Linked DNA regions of Homo sapiens: region 2 is linked to region 1. Evidence: chromatin loops called from intact Hi-C (ENCODE). Cell type or tissue: K562. All regions are shown on one strand.

The links. Peaks named below come from ENCODE experiments on the same cell type or tissue, not always from the same donor. Only the 100,000 strongest peaks of a DNase experiment are listed, where the experiment ranks them.
Region 2: it touches region 1 in a loop (5-fold over the local background); 7 of 110 quality-filtered maps call a loop at or near these places.

Annotation. Positions count from the first base shown.
Region 1 is chr1:176,841,828-176,846,827 of GRCh38, reverse strand. PAPPA2 (pappalysin 2) reads right to left here. Exons shown (of 23, transcript NM_020318.3): 23 at 1,227-4,448. The coding sequence ends at 4,374. Among named protein-coding and RNA genes, the nearest start is that of MIR488, 190 kb to the left of the region's middle. In K562, a CTCF peak has its summit at 2,920; a DNase peak (open chromatin) is centred at 2,897.
Region 2 is chr1:175,373,867-175,378,866 of GRCh38, reverse strand. All of the region lies in intron 9 of TNR (tenascin R), which reads left to right. Among named protein-coding and RNA genes, the nearest start is that of KIAA0040, 180 kb to the right of the region's middle. RefSeq lists an enhancer at 4,812-4,961. In K562, CTCF peaks have their summits at 2,503 and 4,876 (motif pointing left); DNase peaks (open chromatin) are centred at 2,506 and 4,856; H3K27me3 peaks cover 473 bases.

The sequences.
Region 1 (5,000 bases):
ACAGACACTCAGTTTCTTCATCTGTAAAATGAAAAGAAACAAAACAAAACTGTCCTTGCTCTGCCTAACCTGTGGGTAGCCATAAATCATATGAAAGCACTTTGTAAACCATAAAGAAAATGCTTTTTTTCTCTCTCAAATGTTTATTTCTAACCACAAACCTGTCTCCCAAGTCCAAGCTCACATTTCCAACTGTCCATTCCACAGTTCTTTCCAAATGGCTCATAGGTGTGCTGAGATATCTGCCCAGCCCTTCCAGTAGCCAGGTGGTGACTGGTGTGGCCAGAAAACTCTGCAAACCGGCCCCAACTGCAGAAGCCTCCTCTAGGGTTCTGAACACTGCTTTAGATGGCATTTCCTATCTGGCCCTCAACCCAAGTTTATTGAAAGAGCAAATGAATACTCTTTCTTTAAAAGCCTGCTCCTGCCAGCTTCCCTCTTCTGTTAGGGCTGATAAGCTTTCAGATTGTGTATTTAATGCAGAGGCATCATCCCTTGACATTTCTTTTCACCTCTCTCCATCCTATTAATCACCATTTTTCTTTTCCTTCTAACATCTTGGTGTCCCACAGAACCAGGTTAACTCCCTTCATATGACCTTGAAGAACTTTCTTTACCAGACTGTGGCTTAGCGTTCTTATTTGTGAAGTGAGAATATGCTATTTGCAGATCTGTTGTAAGAATTAAGTAAGATTCTGTATTTACCAAATGTATGGTACATGCTAGCTTAGTTCTATCTTCCAGCTAAGCTGGATGCCTCACTGATGTTCCATAATGCACAGCCTATCCCATTCCTACTTCCACAGCTTCAACTATGTTGTTTACCTTGCCTGGACTCTCCTCTCCCAACCCCCATTTCTGCCTGTCAGATCATATGCATCCTTCCCAACCATTTTCCAAATGCTGCCTACCTTTGGCATCCAGGAATAAACCCTACTTCCTCTGAACTGTAAGTAATTCTTACACTTTATTTAAAAACTCATGAGATATTTGACATTCCTACCTCACATTCTACTTTCATATATGCCATGTCTTCTTATGAACTTTCATATTCATCTTCCTTACACATCCTATTTACTTAACAAATGGTTTTTAAGTGGCTAAAAGAAATGACCAATCAATCAAATAAATAATGACTGTTGCCTGGACCTGGCACAAGACAATGGAAAGTGATTAGAAAGTGATGAAATGATTTAAACAAAGAGTCAAACACCAAAGACACTTCATATTTTGTGTGCTGATTTTTTAATGAACAACTTATAATCTTACAAAATAACTGGCTGTAGCTGTTTTACATTACAATACAGTAGATCAGCTCCTTTCACTACATTCCCAATCAAGCCATCCCCTTGGGTGTTAACTAATGCACTCAATAGTGATCACAAAGAATACAGGAAGTGCCAAGTTCAATGCCTTGTAATAGAAAAAAGAGAAGATGAGAATCAGGAAGAGCTCTTTACTTTCACAATCCCTTTACTTTAATTTCTGTCAGTATCTGCCCATTCTCCTCACCCTGTCCCCTTACCTGCCTTTCTGATTGGAGGCTGTCATGCTAGTTGTTAGAGCCAGCTAGCCCTGGGCCACCTGGGCACAATCAAACACACAGAAGAGTCTCTGAGAAAGGCTCTCAATGACCACATGGGTGGATAAGAGTAGCAGAATGTGGACCACCACATGGATTGAGTGTGAGTTGATGTTGCTGGGATCTGTGACCACAGTGTCTTAGTCCTTCCACTTTATCAGTGACCTGAGTTGCTCAAAACATCAGGTCCCAGGAACAAAGACTGGAAGAACCTGCTGTCTCTGAATAGCTATAGCTGACTATGGCTGGGAAGCCTTATAGCCTAAGAGGCTCTTCACACACAACAGGAACTTTCCTTTTGCTTTCCCAGAGCAGTGGTGAATTGCAGATAATAAAATATTTTAAAATGAAATTTAAAACAGAAATGTTCTTACTGTTGCTCTTGTGGAGAGACTGCATGAAGACACACACTGGCATGAACCACAGGCTCCATGTTCCTGAGCTGAGTAATGCCCAGGATAACAATTCCTCTGCCTCAATCTCAGACAAAGTAGGATTCTCCAAGGCAGAACTTAGAATGTGTCTAGCAATTTGGACATTTTCCCCAATAAAACAAGTTTATAAAATTTTGAAAATAGAGTGTCTAAACTTTTCCATTGTCCTTTGCATATTGAAGCCTATCAGAATCCCAAGAATAAATATGTTTGTCTTCTTGGGGGCACTAAGCATGACCCAAGACAATGAATGGTATCTGAACTACATTTTCTTTACACTAGAGATTAGTAGACAAAAGGTTTTTTTTGAATGGGTGAACTCTGCTCTTTCCTTTTCCCAATAACTTTGCAACCCTCATTCCACAAACCCACAGATTAATGTGGGTACATCACCTTATTCGTGTTTTATTCTCTTTCAGGATATTGTTCTTCCCTACGTGATAGTGTGGATAATATTTCTATCATTGTGGTAGTATTTCCTATTCCTATTTGCACAGCCATTGCTCTAGTGTTGATGGGAAGAGTAGAAAAACTGTGGTCAAAGCAAAAGAGCAGAAGATGAGAAGAGACCACAGCTGAGCTCTAAATTTTGTCTGTTCTTGGTTTCCATTGGAGAAGAAACTTTAAAGGAGACAAGCCTCACTCACAGCCTTCCTAAAATGAGTAAAACTAGAATGTTAAACAGAAACTGGCTCCTTACTCACTTTCCCTAGGGTCTAATCCAGAAACCGTTACAAGAAAATGTAACTGCAGTAGATCACATCCCAGTGAGCCTGGGATGTAAATAGAGAGAGGCTTAATATGGTCATTTCATGTGCATTCCATCTATTGGATAAGAAAGGGTAAAAACAACAAAATGGACATTAAATAGTTGAAATTCTTCTGTCTCCCCACAGAGTGTCACCCTTGCTCCATGCATTTCCATGGCTTGCTCAAGTCAAAATCTCTGGCTCACAGATTTTGTACATGATACTTGAAGAGAATTTATCTCAGATTCTTCATTGCTCAAGGGACCCACTTTGGTCTTCTTTGGAGACTTGGAACAAGGACCGAGTCTCCCTGATCACTTCCATTCTCATGCCCGGGCCTGGATTTAACCCTGACAGCTCTTGCCTGTTCTTTCATCTCCTCCCACCTTTCCCCTATATCATTTCCATAAAATTTTTCCTCCAGAAAAATCAACACTTGGTCATGTGACTGGCCAGACTTGGAGACTTCTAACAAGAAGTAGGACTACAGGCCAAGTATGAGGAGTGTGTGAGTTCCTGTAATCCTGGTGATCAGAGAATGGGCCATAGTACAAACTTGTTGACTGGCTGACAGCCACACTTGGAACAGGCATGTGTGGAAGTGCAGAAAATCCTAGGTCTCACCGACTCCAGTTGGGAGTTCTGAGAAGTTGACAAAAGTTAGTATATTCTTTGTGGACAGATATTCAAGAACCATAGTCTAGTTCTCCTGGACCCATCACCAATGGTATTCACACTCAACTTCCTATGCCTCTTAGTACCACCATTCCAACTCCCCATCTCCTTGGTCATAAAATGGGCCCAGCTCCCAGGTCATAAAAAAAAAGATGATTAGCTTTACATGCTAGCATCCAGAATTCCATCTAATTACTCTCTCTCCTTCTGTACTTCCCATTCAACCTGCCAATCCGCATCCATAGAAAGATGGGAAAATAAGTTGCCTTTCTGTCCTCAAAGTCTCAACATTCATCTTGAATGTGAACTTCACAGCAGCATGTGTGGAACAATGAATAATTTTTAGCTTAGTAAACAGCAAAAAATATAATATATATAATATATTTATATAATTATGTTTAAATACTTATAAAGAATTAATAACTAACTTCATTATTTAAGGGAAACTACACAAAAAGAAAAAGAGCCAGTTGAGAGCAGACAAGCTCTGAAAGATGGCAATCCATTCAAAATGGGTATTAACAGTATCCCTGCCAACTTCTCCTCTAGTATTTTGGTATTGGTTTACAAGTTGGGTGGGACTGAGTAGTTGGCAGGGGGTGGAGCGGAGAGCAGGGCAAGAGTTGAGGATAGGATTTAATAGAATATAAGTGAGGGAGGAGGGTCCTTATATATCTATCATATTTCCCCTTCCATGTTAATCAACTGCCACTTTAAAGAAACTTTTGCCTATGATTCTCTCCTACTTGGGCTACTTGATGAACTAGTTCACACCTATCAATATCCTCTTGCATTTCTTATAAGATCCTTCATGCTCTTCCTCCTTCTTCCATTTCATGATTGTTCTTCTTCATTCACCCTTTGTTTCCTCCTGGGTCGGCCTCTCTTTCTTACTGCCTCTGAGGCAGTGGAGGGAGGGGCTTGTTCCCACAGTTACTGATTTTCTTCTGCCTTGGGGTCCCGGCAGGTGCACTCATCCAGGTCACAGTCAGCAGCAAATGGAATGACCTAGGGGAATGAAAGGGAAGTAGAAATAGCTCATTTCTGTGATAGCTTCACACTTTTAAACGAGCTTTCACTTTCCTCACTTGGTCCCAGAGGAACTGTAGAATTATGTGCCAATATCACAAACTGGAAATTAACACGCAGTTTTCCCACTCACACATCATGTCACCATGTAGCCTTAGGCAAGGTAATTGTTCCTTGCTTCACTTTCCTCATATATAAACTAGGGAGGACAACAGAAACTACCCCAGAGGGTGTTTGTGTGATTTAAATAATGAGTATAAAGTTCTTATATATTGCCAAGCATCTATAACTACTATTCTATCAGTTCTAATATTACCACTCATATCTAAAAATACTGCTCTTACTGTTACTGTCACTTTCCCTGTAAAGTAGGAAAGATGAATGGTAGCATTAGCATTTTCTCTTTACAGGGAAGGGCAAGAGATGTGGGGTGACTTAATTCAAGGTAATGAGACTACTATATGGGAAGCCGAGACTAGCTACAGACTAGCACTCTGACTCCAACTCCTCAGTGCTCTTGGAACAATAGGA
Region 2 (5,000 bases), 1.5 Mb after region 1:
TTATGCCATTGCACTGTGCAGATATTCCAGGGAATTCCCACTGCTCTTAGGATAAGCCCAGACCCTTAGTGTGGACACCAGGCCCTGCCTGGTTTCCCCTGCCCTCTCCAGGCTCACCTCCCACCCATGTTCCCTGATGTTTTCTGGGCTCCAGGCCCACAAGTCTGCTTCTTTCCATTTCTCAAATACGTTTTCCCTCCTGCTATATAGGACTGGCAAATGCTGTTCCCTCTGCCTGATGGGAACCTCTTCATCTAGCCAATGCAGGCTTCCCTTTCCACTCCCAGGTTACTCCCCACTTTAGGGAGCTTTAGTGGTCAAATTTGATATTGTTCCTGAGAGAGTTCCATTCATTCTGTCCGGCAGCTTCATCTTGCCAGTTTCCATTCACTTCTTAGCACTCCTCAGGTTATCATTTTACATGTGTGGCATGACTATTTGACTGTCAGTCTCCACCCTACACCTAAATCTCTGTGAACATTGCACCATATTTGGTTTTGCTCATCATTGAATCTCAGGGTTCACCATTTCCTGAATGAATGAATGAATGAATGAATGAATGAAGCTGCAGAAGTTCACTATGACTTGGGCATGGATTGCAAGAATTCACTGATAAAATGAGAGCCGAGTCATGCCTTATGCACCCGATGAAAAGTTTAGGTTTATTCTTGAGGGCAACAGAGAGTCATTGAAAGATTTTAAATAAGGTGATGTAATGACTGGATTGTACAGAGAAGGGCAAGGTCAGAGGCAGGAAGACTGGTTAGGAGGCTGCTGCTGGAGTCAAAGGGAGATGATGATGGCATGGACTAAGGCAGTGTCCTCGGTCACCATGATACCTGGCTGGGAAGTGTTCCCTGTCCCCTGGGAATGTGAGACCCAGGCAACACCACTCCTGGGGCCTCTGGCTCACCCATCCAAGAAAACCTCCCTTCCCAAACTCACCAAAGAGTAGAAGACTGGAAATGGGGGTGTGGTTTTCAGATAAAGGAGATGCTGTGCAGAACAGTCATGGACCAGGAGCTGCCAATGTGCTCACAGACAGAGATTTTGTTTAATTTGTGTCTTGGATTCCTGCAAAAGTATTTGCTGTCTTGATAGACAAGGGATACACAGCAAAGAGTGCATACGGTAAACAAGGGCAGTATAATCAAAGCAGTTTTCCTCCCAAGTTGAAATCCCAGACCACCTTGCCAAACACAGCCAGTTAAAGTAAATATAATAAATGCCTTTTCCAGACAGACGCACTCCTAAAGGCACAGCAAGGAGATGAGAAGATATGCTGACCAAGCAGATTAACGGGGGTGAATTAAGCAGAGAAAGGATAGACCAGCTGGCATAGGGCCTCGCAGAGAGCTAGAAACAGTCACAAAAATTAAGCTAAATCCAAAAAAAAAAAAAAAAAAACCCTGAAATGATACAGGAGGGAACTGATTCTAAGCGCAGCCCATCCCTGCCTAGAGCCGCAGGCTAATTTGGTAATTAGCAGTTATATAAAATCGATGGCTAACTGTTCAGATGGAGGATGCGCCATGACATCATGAGAGAGATAGAAAACCCCACGTCCTAGTTATTATTTCCCTCTACCGGGAAAAAAGAAGATCCGACACTCACTGATCATCTCTCTTATTCCAGGAACTCTCATACAGTTATAGCTTCTTTAATCTTCACAACCACCTCATGAGGTGGGTATGGTTAGCATTCCCATTTTACAGATGAGGAAACTGAGGCTTGTGGAGTTTGAAAACCTGCCCAAGTTCACAAGGCTAGCAAGGGGCACAGCTGTGATTCAAAGCCAGTCCTTTCGAGTCCCAGTCAGAAGATTCCCCTTCCACAGCTGCTTCTGCTAAAGAAGTAAAATGTAAGGGACAGTCCAAATTTAAATGCCACAGACCTAGAAGCGATGGGAAAATTATTATTGAGTAGGGGGCTTAAATAGGTTGATTTTTTGTTACAGTCAGATTTAAAACATTTCAAATATATGTGTATATATATATATATATATAATATTACATTTATATATTACACATAATTATCTCAGGGAGTTCACTGCTGAGGAGATTTATGAGGCAAATAGCTTAACATAATTTAAGAAGGGATTATTGGCACATAAGGAAATCAAGTGTATTTGTACTCGCTGAGATGCTAGTTGCAAGGATTGTTGGTTCTCTTGCTGAGGCATCTGGGGGAAGAGAAGGGAGAGCCATGAAAAAGAGAAAGGGACAAAAGGGAGAAGTTTGACTCTGGCTCTAAAACATTGTGCTTTCTCACTCACTCTCCAACTTGGAGCGTAAAAAGTTAAGTTTTTCAGCCTCCAATGCCTGTGTTCAGACACAGTTTGATCTGAATGCTCTGCTCCATGCAACATGCTAAGAGCCTAGACTTTCAACTCTGTACCCAGGCTTGCCACTTGCTGTGTGATTTGGGACAGTTGATTGAATCTTTCTAAACCTCTGTTTCTTCATCTGTTAAAGGGGACTGATACCACTGACCCCACAGTGCCATCATGAGGCATTCATGAGGCAATACATTTAACGAGTTTAAGGTAGTGCTTCTGACAACAAACTACTCAGTAAGTGGATGACAGTGGTGAAGACGAAAGAGATGAGGAGGTCTGTGAGCTACTGGATGGTTTAGGATGTCCTCCTTTAGTCCATGTGGCCTAGTGGTTTAGAACCTTGCCTCTCACAGCGTGGTGCAGCCACCAGCAGCCTGGGCATTACGCCCAGAGATGTTGGAGGCCTCTTCCCCCGAGAACTACCAACCCAGAGCCTGCATTTTAGGACCCCTGCTTCAAGGAAATCTATGAGTGAGAAGCACTCACTTAGAGCACAGCTGTGGAAGTACCCCACTCAGGGGGGAGACCAGCTTCATGAAAAGTGCATCCTTGAGCAAATTTCTTAAATTTCCTGCACTTTAGTTCTCTCATCTAAAAGACATCCTATCTACCTCATTGGGTTGTAGCGAGAATTAAATGAAATCATACATATATCCCTATTCAAGAACTTAGGATGGAGCCTGGCACACAGTAAGCACTCAATACCCATTCAATTTTTTATTGGTATTAATCCTCACAAAGCTCAGACCTGAAGCCGTGGCAGCCTGGCCTTTGCTGGGCACAAGGTCAGGCCCCCTTTACTCTCACTGTTGACTCAACACTTAAAGCTCTATGGCACCTGTATTTGCCATTCCCTGCAGAAGCCGTTGTCTCTGAGGCCACCATTTTCCTCTTTGTTGTGGAATCCAGGCCCTTCCTGACTCTCCTGGTCTCTGAGACATTCCCAGAGCTGGCTGGCAGCAAGTACCCCCTCTTGACCTCCCTCTTTACAAATGTTGCCCTCTGCCACACAGAGTCCAGGCTGGTGCCCAAAATTCAAACACTCCCCCCCCATTATTCTCTGTAGGCAATGTCCAGAGAATTCCTTCTGGGATATGAATTTGTTTCTGAACAACAGACTCAATGTCTGCAATGACTTTTTCTCTCTGCTCTAGTGGCTTCTGTGTCCTTAATAAGTCTGTTTTAGTCTCAGTCACTTAGCCTGTATGATGTCTGTTTGGCCTGTGCACCATACCTATAGTCCCAAAGGGGTCCTTGAGTGTTACACATCTTACCAGCCAGATTAGAACCTGGCACCATGTAACAGGGTACAATACCATTCTGCTTTCTGGGCAGCAACAAAAAAAAAAAACAACAAATCATTTAGAAAACTCCAAGTGGAAGGAGGGAGGGAAAGAGAGAGAGAAGGGAGGGAGAAGATTTTTAGTTGCTGATTGCAATTTAGCGAAAAAAATCAACTTCCCTGACTGGGACTAACGCAAATTATAAACACTACTCTGGCCTTTGTGTCCAAGGTGACTGCTCTAATCTTTCATCAAAAAGGCATGTGGTTGTGTTTTAGCAGGAGGGGAGGGGGCTTGCCCTAAGCCATCCACTCTCTCTCACCTGGTCTTCCCTCATGAACAGAAGCTTAGGATCCGTAAGGATTCTCATGACCAGGAAACAAGGCAAAAGGAGCCAGGCCCATACGGTCACAGGAGCACCGTGCTCTCACAACCACCCAGGGCCCGTTCATCGCACCCCTTACCCACTCCACAGGGCACCTGCCTTAGGCCTCATGGTGGCATTTGCTAACCTGCTGCCTCTCCCTGCACCAGGACTATCTCTATCTCCAGTTGACAAGCTGAAAAATTGCCAACAGGGCCTAGGAAATCCAGAAGCTTTACAGTTTCTACAGATGTGATACAACATAGGACTGCAAGAAAACAGAGACTTACAGCCAGCCACACATGATGCACTCACACTCACCACATGCACACATGTACACACAAACACACCTACAGACTCTTGCACTTACACTTAAGCACATATGCACACTCACATGCACATACACACATACTCATACACACATGCACACACTCATAGTCATACACACCACACATGCTCATGCCCTCATACGTACACACTACACTTTCACATACCCTCACACGTACACACACTCACACACGCTAGGCTGATGCCTGCAAGTACGTCCTGATCATGCTTTGGGAGTTGCCGCCTTCAAGGTTTCTGGCCCAAATGGGGATCTAGTGGTGAGAAGGTCGGCTCCTCAGGGTACACTGGCAGGCCACGTGCTTGTCTGCAGGGGAAGAAATCTGAGACTCCAGAGGGAGTCCAGCTGGCAAGTCAGCACTGACCACGGCACTCAATGTCCACCTCGCTATGTCTGCACTCCCTGATGGGCCAGTGCACAAACACCAAACCCAGCACCAGACCTTCAACGCCCTGCAGCTCTTCTGAGGAGGAAAGGACCAGGCACAGGGCCTGGGGTCCCGGGCCAGACAGTGCTCAGCCTCCTTTGGGCGAAGTCACAGTGACCCCAAGTGGTCACTTTGGTAAGGCACCCTCTAAACATGGTGTCACCTTCCAGGGGCGGGAAGCTGGGGAGTGGGCTGCAGAGACCCAAGTTGAAGAGGAGGAAAGAAAGGACAAAGGCTTCCAC